Regions from separate parts of the Homo sapiens genome. Here regions 2 and 3 are each linked to region 1. Evidence: chromatin contacts called from ENCODE Hi-C or POLR2A ChIA-PET data. All regions are on one chromosome and are shown on one strand. Each heading gives the region's core, a stretch centred on a gene start or an enhancer-like site at or near the end of the contact. The rest is flanking DNA. Distances are from core to core; before and after follow the strand shown. Region 1 overlaps RGS17 (regulator of G protein signaling 17). Region 2 holds the start of IPCEF1 (interaction protein for cytohesin exchange factors 1). Region 3 overlaps IPCEF1 (interaction protein for cytohesin exchange factors 1).

Region 1 (3,029 bases), core at 360-2,859:
AGTAGGCCACTGAGCACAATGCTCACGCCTGTAATCCTTGCACTTCGGGAGGCTGAAGCGAGTGGATTGCTTGAGCCCAGGAGTTCAAAACCAGCCTGGCCAACATAGCAAAACCCCATCTCTGCTAAAAAAAATACAAAAATTAGCCGGGCGTGGTGGTATGTGCCTGTGGTCCCGGCTACCCAGGAGGCTGAGGCATGAGAATCGCTTGAACCCGGGAGGCAGAGATTGCAGTGAGCCAAGATCATGCCACTGCACTCCAGCCTGGGCGACAGAATGAGAGTCAGTCAAAAAAAAAAAAAGTTCAGTATAGATGTGTGTAATATATTTAGGCATAGTACATATGGAAAGCCTCCTCCATTGATGATACCAGATATTACATAATCGTATTTATATAATGCACTTTCATATACATTGTGACATTTGGGCCCGAGAACAATCCTGTGGGGTACTAGAGAATTTCATTCCTGTTTTCACAGTTGGGAAAACTAAGGCTAAGTAAATTTAAGTGACTTGTCAAAGATTACCCAGGGATTTAGTATAGGTAGGGCTGAAGTTCAAGTCCCCTGACTGCAAGATCAATGATCTTTTCACTAGAGCACTTTGAGTCTCCAGAAAGCTGCAAAAGGAAATTTATTGTATATTAATCCCCTTATCTACCAAGTCAAGATTGTGTTGAGTAGGTGCCATTCTGGGTGCCTTTCTGTTCTCTTTGACTACGTGGATTCTGTAAAGTGTGTGTACGATTTATCCTCCCCCTTAGGAACCTTGCCCGAAATGTATTCCAGTATTCTCACCACTTTTTCCCTTGTTTAGTCCTCATCCTTAAAGTAAGGCAAGAAATGATCATAATCAGGAGTTGAGTCCCTTGCCTGGTACTGAAGAAGCTTGTGGAAGATTGTGGAAGATAAAGTGAACATTTTCCTAGTGGAAAAAAGAAAGATGAACCAAACCAAGACTATAGTCGCAAATATTGCATTGACTTACAAAAAGGTTCACCACACTGGGTACCAGTGAGAAGTCATCCTTGGAGAACCATGAGTTTCAGAGATACAGAGAAAATCAGATCAGATTGATAATCTAAAATGCAGTTCATCTGCCTGTAGATAGCATGAACGCACCATAAAAAGAGCCATTGTTTTTATAGCCATTCACACAATAGCCACTGTTTTCATAGCCATTAAATAGCTATTAATGCAAACCTCTATTGTATTAATGACTATTCAAAATTAGAATCAAATGAGACACTAGATGTATGATATCTTAAAAAATAAAAGAATGTTTCAAGTACATAATACTTGGTTGGCAGACTAATTAATTCTTGATAATAATATTTCCTAAGTAGCATCTTTATGTTTTTTGGTTTCTTTAAGTTATTTTTAGTCTTTGTTAGGACTCTCTCCCCTGATAGAGGAAGCGTGGAAATTGAGTAATCTGAAGCCCTGGTAGTGTCAGGAGTTAGTCAGTCCATTTCCCCCCACCTTTCACTGGTTTTCAAATGAAAGCGAATCATAGAGGGAAATTGAAACCATAACTGCTTCTGTAACACTTTGTTCCTTAGGGGGTAGCTGGACTAAAAGGATGCACAACAGCAAAACGCACTTAAGTTACAAGTTATATGAGTCATCAGACACTGTTTGTATAATTCCAAAACATTCACAGGCTAAATTGAACCAGGATAATTTGTGAGCAATGTTCTGACCTCTAGCATTTCCAAGTCTTATTTGACTCTGTAGCTGAGAGGTATTTTTTAAGTGTGCCACTTTAGTTTTGTGGCATCCCAAGCCCATTCCGCACCAAGCCATATATAATTGTACATGTTTTATCCAAAAGGCAGAATGAGTAAAGATGGGACTGGAGGCGGGTGGAGACAAAAGGCACGCTGTGACAAAACAACCACATTAACTCACAGGCAGTTGCTTTAGAGAACTGATACCAAAATACTGTAGTTTCCTAGAGAGAGCTTCATGAAACATATTGGTAAGAAACTTCAGTGTCAAAAGCCAAACAGCAAACTCTCTTTTGACTTGTCCTAAAGCAGTGTTACCTGAGTCTTCAACTGCTTCCTTCAAAATCGTATAGTTAAATTTGTACCTTGGTGTTTAGATATATCAACATGACAGCATTTTATACAGGCAAAGAAGTACCCAAAGTGAACGGTTCTATGCCCCGTAAAATTTGAACACAGGACTTGTGTAGGTGGGTTTAAATAAGCTGAATTATGTCTATATTTTTAAAAGACAAAAATTCAAAGAGTAAGTCCAGTAATCTTTTGGAATTTTTTTAATGATTGGCTTAAGAGTTTCAGGTAGTAATAAATATAGTGGTAAATATCGATCTTGAGATATATCCAGCTGAATCTGGACATCGCATTTCTACTAGTTTTCCCAAAGGTGGGAATTTTTTTCTGTTTTATCTAAAAAGCTCGTGGCTTGATCTAAAGATGTGTCTGGTCAAATATTGATTAAAAATTGAGATTCTTGTTTTTCATTTCCCCAGATTTACAGAATATGATTAAATGGAAACAATGTTTTAAGGTCAAGTACTTTTATTACAATCTTTGAAGTATGCCGGCTGGGCATGGTGGCTCCTGCCTGTAATCCTAGCACTTTGGGAGGCCAAGGCGGGCAGATCACTTGAGGTCAAGAGTCCGAGACCAGCCTGGGTAACATGGAGAAACCCCGTCTCTACTAAAAATACAAAAATTAGCCATGTGTAGTGGCACACATCTGTAACCTCAGCTGCTCAGGAGGCTGAGGCAGGAGAATTGCTTGAACCCAGGAGACAGAGTTTGCAGTGAGCCAAGATTGCACCTGTGTGCAATCCTGTGTGACAGAGCCTGTGTGACAGAGCCTGTGTACTCCAGCCTGTGTGACAGAGTGAGACTCCGTCTCAAAAAAAAAAAAAAATCTGTAAAGTATGGATGTTAAGTGTCATATCTTTGCATAATATGTAGTTATGGAGATTTTAGCTCAACAGCCATTAATGAAGACATTTTCTTAAAAATATTCATGTGTTTACACTTGGCA
Region 2 (3,029 bases), core at 330-2,829, 1.3 Mb before region 1:
ACAGCATCTTCTTTCATTTTTTCACTCCTCCACAGATTTAGTTTACATTTTATCTTTGTCTTAGTCATTCAGGCTGTTATATCAAAACACCGTAGCCTGGGTGGCTTACAAACAAAAGACATTTATTTCTCACAGTTCTGGAGGCTGGACATCCAAGATCAAGGCGCCAGCAGATTCATTGTCTGGTGAGGACCTGCTTCCTCGTTCCTAGGTGACTGTCTTCTGGCCATGTCCTCATATGGTGGAGGGGTGGGCAGATCTCCAGGTTCTCTTTAATAAGAAAATTAATACCATTCATGAGGGCACTGTCCTCATGACCTAATCACTCCCCAAAGGTCCACCTCTAAATACAATCACATTGGGGATTAGGTTTCTATATATTCTATATATTCTATATATATATATATATATATATATATATATTTTATATATATATTATATATATATATTTTATATATATATTATATATATATATTTTATATATATATTATATATATATATTTTATATATATATATATTTTATATATATATTTTATATATATATTATATATATTATATATATTTTATATATATATTATATATATTATATATATTTTATATATATAATATATATATTTTATATATTATATATATATAATATATATAATATATATATTATATATATAATATATATATAATATATATATTATATATAATATATATATAATATATATATAATATATATATTATATATATATATTATATATATATATACACATACATATTTATTTATTTATTTATTTTGAGTTGGAGTCTTGCTCTGTCTCCTAGTCTGGAGTTCAGTGGTGCGATCTCGGCTCACTGCAACCTCTGCCTCCCAGGTTCAAGCAATTCTCCTGCCTCAGCCTCCTGAGTGGTTGGGATTACAGGCATCTGCCACCACGCCCAGCTGTATTCATTTCCCTAGAAGGTATAGAGAAACAAGAAGCTGGTGTTGAAAGGGAGATTGGGAGGGCAGGAATTTGTAATGAGATGGAATATCTCTGACTTTCAGCCTGCCATTTTCCTTTTCCAATGTGGGAAAGAAAAGTTTTGTGGTTAGAGACTCTTCTATGTCTACTGCAAAAGATGGCAGGCTAAGACTTATTTTTATCCTAAAATACGTTTTACAAATGTGTCTGTACCCTCTCTTTATTAGAGCATTATGAACGATTAGGAAAGGAGGAAAGAGGGAAATCTGAAAGAAGATTGAACCTAAAGAGGTTGAAGTGGCATTTCACCCAAAAATGCTGAGAATGACTCTGCAGATCATCTCACCCTCCATGCCTGTAAATGAACATCCTTGCCTCCAAAACAGGAAAGCAGAACCATGAACTGTTCCACCAATGTGCTCGGCAAATGAATACACTGGGCAGTGCTTAGTGATCAATGAACTCAGGCAGATGGGGTGTGCTTGCCTTACATGTACTGTGTCCTGGATATGGGCATCAAGGAAGGGTTTCATAACAATGAGAAGGAAGAACGTTAGGATTGAGGAAGTGGAGATGATACTTCCTCTTCTTTCGAAAGAGCTTTACTCTCTGATCAGCTTTGAATGTTAGTTCTGGGTTGACTGAGTTTCCAGAGCTGAGGCTGCTTTAAGTAGAATCCTCAAGCTTGGCCTCAGAGTACTATGAGGCTTCTGAATCCAGGAATAAGACTGCTCTTGGATTTACTCTCTTTGTATTGCATGTAAGTAACGTCACTTCTTGGCTGATGTATGAGAGGTAACTGCTTGACAGATCAAGATGGCAAAGCAATGGATACCCTAGCACTCTCCTTAGAGTAGTGAGGTAGGAAATATGACTTTGGGGATGTAATATTCACTCAGCTCTCTGTAATCTGGGAAGCCAGGTGCTAAAGATTCTTTAATTCTGTGAAAGCTTTGAAAGAGGAGAGAGTTGTGTACTCACTCTGCTTTTATGTTTCTTAAATGGGTGTTGTCTTGATAGGTGTTTAGACTGCAGACCACAGGTTTGATTTAGAAAAGCACAATTCAGCATGTATTTGGGTCCTGAGGAGTTCATTTGGGGAAGCACTCTGGGGCCGCCCTCTTTCGAGAAAGTGTGTTCTTTGCAAGGGAGCTTCCTTTGCATGGAGGCAGCTGGGGGACATTTTACACTTTGATAAAGGTCTCAGGCTTGCCAAAATATCTCTGGTATAAAAATGAAAGCTAGGTGTTGTTGGTTCAGAGTCTTTTAGTAAGGGTGTCTGGGGCACTTGATTTTTCTTTGCTGGGGTATATGTGAAAGTATTTAATTATAGAAGTCAGAATTATAACCCACTGAAGCATCTTTGACTACAGCAGTGGGCTCTATTAGTCTTGAGTGGCCTATGTGTTCCTAGTGCTGTCCTTGATAAAGTCTAATTTCTATCGAGTTATTTATTTTATGTAGAAAATTGAAACCGAGGGCTGGGCACAATGGCTCACACCTGTAATCCCAGTACTTTGGGTGACCACGGCGAGAGGATCACTTGAGGTCAGGAGTTTGAGACCAGCCTGGGGGCAAAATAATGAGACCTCATCTCTACAGGAAGAAAAAAAAAAAGAAAGAAAAGAAAATAGAAAATAGAATGCCGGGTGCGGTGGCTCACGCTTGTAATCCCAGCACTTTGGGAGCCCAAGGCGGGTGGATCATCTGAGGTCAGGAGTTCGAGACCAGCCTGGCCAACATGATGAAACCCCGTCTCTACTAAAAATACAAAAATTAACTGGGCGTGGGAGCATGCACCTGTAATCCCAGCTACCTGGGAAGCTGAGGCAGGAGAATTGCTTGAACCCGGGAAGCGGAGGTTGCAGTGAGCTGAGATTGCGCCACTGCACTTCAGCCTGGGTGACAGAGCAAGAGTTCATCTCAAAAAAAAAAAAGAAAGAAAGAAAGAAAAGAAACAGAAATGGAAAGAACACACATTTCTTTCTGCTCACATCATGCAAGCAAGGAAGAAAAGGGTGTAAGTTTGTGTATGTGTTGATGAACTCATTCTTTAATTTACCTTATAATTTCCTTCCA
Region 3 (3,029 bases), core at 337-2,836, 1.2 Mb before region 1:
TTGTCTTTCTTCATTATCCACTACTATGACAGATTATTTCAATTAATGTATTAAGTATTATTTAAGGTGGTTAGTCTTCTGAAAAAATTAAGCAAGCTTTTCATGTTTTCACAGGTAAATGTCTATTAATTGGATGCTTTAGAATCTCCTTTAAAAAGTTGAGTCTATTTTTCTGGGAAGGATAAAAAACGTTTGTGGAGATGTCAGGGGTTTCTGGAAGAACATCCCTAACAGCTCTATCAGTGCTGTGCCGATCTGGTATGGCTCTAAAATAGTCAGGAATTTCTGTGGCTTGGTTGTTAAAATATTGGTAATTTGAAACTGTCAATGATGTGAGGGTTTCTACCACAGAAATTGACAAAAGCCACCAGTTAGGGCTCCTGCAACCAGAGAGCCCATTTTACCAGCATATCACTGTATAGTTTTTGCTAAAGATTAGGATCACTATGAAGTCTGATGTAATGACAGAGCATCTTACTGTGAATTTTAATACATCTTGGGGTAAATTTTGCCTGCAAGGTTTAACAACTACTATATGGATTATAAGTCAATATAACAGTTACCCGTAACCTGGGCGTTAGCCCCAACATTCAATATCAAAGGAGTTTCCTTTGTATATTTTCTACTGGGTCTTTTGTATATTTCCATGTGTTTTTGAGTGATTCGTGGCCAAATGAAGTTTTTGAACCATCTTTTAAAAAGTTAAAGAAAAATACACTTCTTCAATGAAAAAGAAATACATATTTTCAAAGAAAAATTTCCCCTCAACTTTAGAAGTAAGTTAGGGCAAAATCAGATTTTTAGAATAATTTTTTAGTTTTACCTATAACATTCAAACTGGAAGAAAATAGAATGAGAAAATATCTTACTAGGCTCTGAATATTTATGATGATAGCAAGTTATAATTTCCCCTATTGAAAAACCATCTCATAAAATGCTCAACTGGTTGCTTGCTTTTTTTTTTTTTTTACTTACCTAGCGAAAAACCACATGCAAGATCATTTTGAAACGGACTAGTTCACGGGTTCCACTTCCTGTTGTGAGGAGTAAAATCTATCTTAGATGCAATAAAGTTCTCAAAGATTGTTTTCACTGTCTCATATAAACCAATTTAGGTTTCAAATTCATGTATGTTAGGTGAAACTGAAACTCCCTGAATTTGTTATTTCTATAATATGCAGTCTGTTTCTGGTCAGGGAAAACAGTTTTAACAGTTAATAATTTGCTTTAAGAGAATTATTGTCAGAACAGGGTTGACTCAATGACTCAATAACTAAGCTCCCTCCCCCACTTAAAAACAAACAAAAAAAAAGCCTTTCTTTGAGTTGGGTGCCTGTTCTGCTTGAGGTATTGTTCTCATCCCATCCTAGGCATAAGAACGTGGTGTAGACCAAGGGTTGGTCTTGGGCAGAATTGAGACAAAGCTCACATTTTGGGGCTTTCCCTGGAAGTAGCCCTAAGGTGGAGCCGGAGGGCTCCAGTCCCACTGGGTGCTCACAAGGAATGGGTGGAGGATACTCACTGGTACCCAGCTGGGAGCGATGGAAGGAGCATCACTTCCTCTCTGCCTTGGCTGATCCCATCGCTGCCCTCCAGGGACTTTCCTCTCATTTGTTCATCTGAAGGCTGCTCTTCTTGTTTGAACTAATGTAATTTCATCTTGTTCATTGGAGGCCTGAGCACTCTAGGAATGACTGTTAACAACGCCCTTTTCTCCCTATTCCCCTGGTTCTTGGTTTGTCTCAAGTGCTTGCTAGGGACTCCTGGACCCCAGATTTCCCAAATCTTACCCAGCATCTACATTCACGAATTCTCTTCTTTGTCTTTAGTCCTGGCTCTCAGCTAAAATTTAGCCACTCAAATAATATACATATTTGGGCAAAAATATTTTGCCAATAGGTACTAGTTGGGTTTTACTGATCTCAGAGAATTGGCATATCAAAAAAAGGTCCCAGGAGATGATTTGAGGGAATGATAGGAACTTTAGAACACAAGACAGGTCAGTGTGGGAGATATTTGTGAAGTGAGGCTGAGACTAGGTCCTTTTCATGATAACTTGCCTGGATTTTAGTAACATGCCATGATTATAACATGTCTATCTTTGCTTAAAATTTAAGGTAATTACTGCCATCTTTATGGATGATTAATTTTGGGGGGGATAAATTTTACTCTAACATTGGTCAGATGAAATGTCAGTGCAATATTTCTTGGGATCTATATTTCCCAGGAAATATAATTTAAACACTTTAGCTTCGTTGTAATTGCTGAAGGATACATAAATCATACTTATAAAAATTATGATTTTTTTCTGTTTATTAGATATAAAGTATTTGTTTATCTCAACGATATAATATTATATTACACATACTCATATAAAGGGATGTTGTTTAGTTCTCAGAGGATTTTCACAAATAAATCTTGTAAAATCTTTATAAGACCTATAGGATTAGAATTATTATCAATATCTTCATTTTATAAATGAAGAAGCAGATTCAGAGAGTGCTATTTTCTTGGGCACCACAGCTACTAATTATAATAGCCAGGAATTGGTTCCAGGCCTCTGGATTTAAAGACCTTCTCCTCTTTTCACTATGTCATATCCCTTCTTCAAACATACAGTAGAACCATATACAATAGCTATCAGATCAATAGTTAGATATGTAGACTATAAGCCAGGAACCTCTAGAAAACATTATAAAATGCTGTACTAAGATTACATACCAAATTTTGGAACTGCTTTTCATTTTCACACGTTTTTTCCCCTGAGTTCTCTACCTGTTAACGGAAAAGGTTGTCTTTCAAATTTAAATCAGTTCAGCTTAGATATTTGTAAAGAAAAAACAAATAGAACTTCTTTAAGCAAAATTTTTTTTCTCTCTCTCTACACACACACACACACACACACACACACACACGTATTTTAAAGCACTTAAAAATATTTTTTATTTTTGCTGATAGTCTGATTGTATGTTTGTTTAAAATGTATTGTGGAAAAAATGTATATTTCATATATGTTGTCTTATGTCTGA

What was found. Hi-C counts contacts between places; a loop is a spot of excess contacts on that map. ChIA-PET counts read pairs that join two places held with the same protein, here RNA polymerase II (POLR2A). Pooled maps may share reads with other maps.
Region 2: a map with no recorded cell type shows a loop between it and region 1 (8-fold over the local background). The contact joins the promoter of IPCEF1 here to the enhancer-like site in region 1. A Hi-C loop is called at or near these places in 6 of 37 single-sample maps with no recorded cell type and 2 of 50 pooled maps. POLR2A ChIA-PET finds 5 or more read pairs at or near these places in 1 of 52 experiments (MCF 10A).
Region 3: a loop to region 1 is called in a pooled map, with 6 times the contacts of the local background. The contact joins two enhancer-like sites. A Hi-C loop is called at or near these places in 4 of 37 single-sample maps with no recorded cell type and 2 of 50 pooled maps. POLR2A ChIA-PET finds 5 or more read pairs at or near these places in 1 of 52 experiments (T-cell).

Annotation. Positions count from the first base shown.
Region 1 is chr6:153,091,356-153,094,384 of GRCh38, reverse strand. The region is part of intron 1 of RGS17 (regulator of G protein signaling 17); the gene reads left to right. Among named protein-coding and RNA genes, the nearest start is that of RGS17, 38 kb to the left of the region's middle. Within about 2 kb of position 1,609, at least 6 of the 41 ENCODE cell types and tissues checked have a DNase peak (open chromatin) inside an H3K27ac peak, as active enhancers do.
Region 2 is chr6:154,355,353-154,358,381 of GRCh38, reverse strand. IPCEF1 (interaction protein for cytohesin exchange factors 1) reads left to right here and starts at 1,579. Exons shown (of 12, transcript NM_001130700.2): 1 at 1,579-1,710.
Region 3 is chr6:154,248,193-154,251,221 of GRCh38, reverse strand. The region is part of intron 3 of IPCEF1 (interaction protein for cytohesin exchange factors 1); the gene reads left to right. Among named protein-coding and RNA genes, the nearest start is that of IPCEF1, 110 kb to the left of the region's middle. Within about 2 kb of position 1,586, at least 5 of the 41 ENCODE cell types and tissues checked have a DNase peak (open chromatin) inside an H3K27ac peak, as active enhancers do.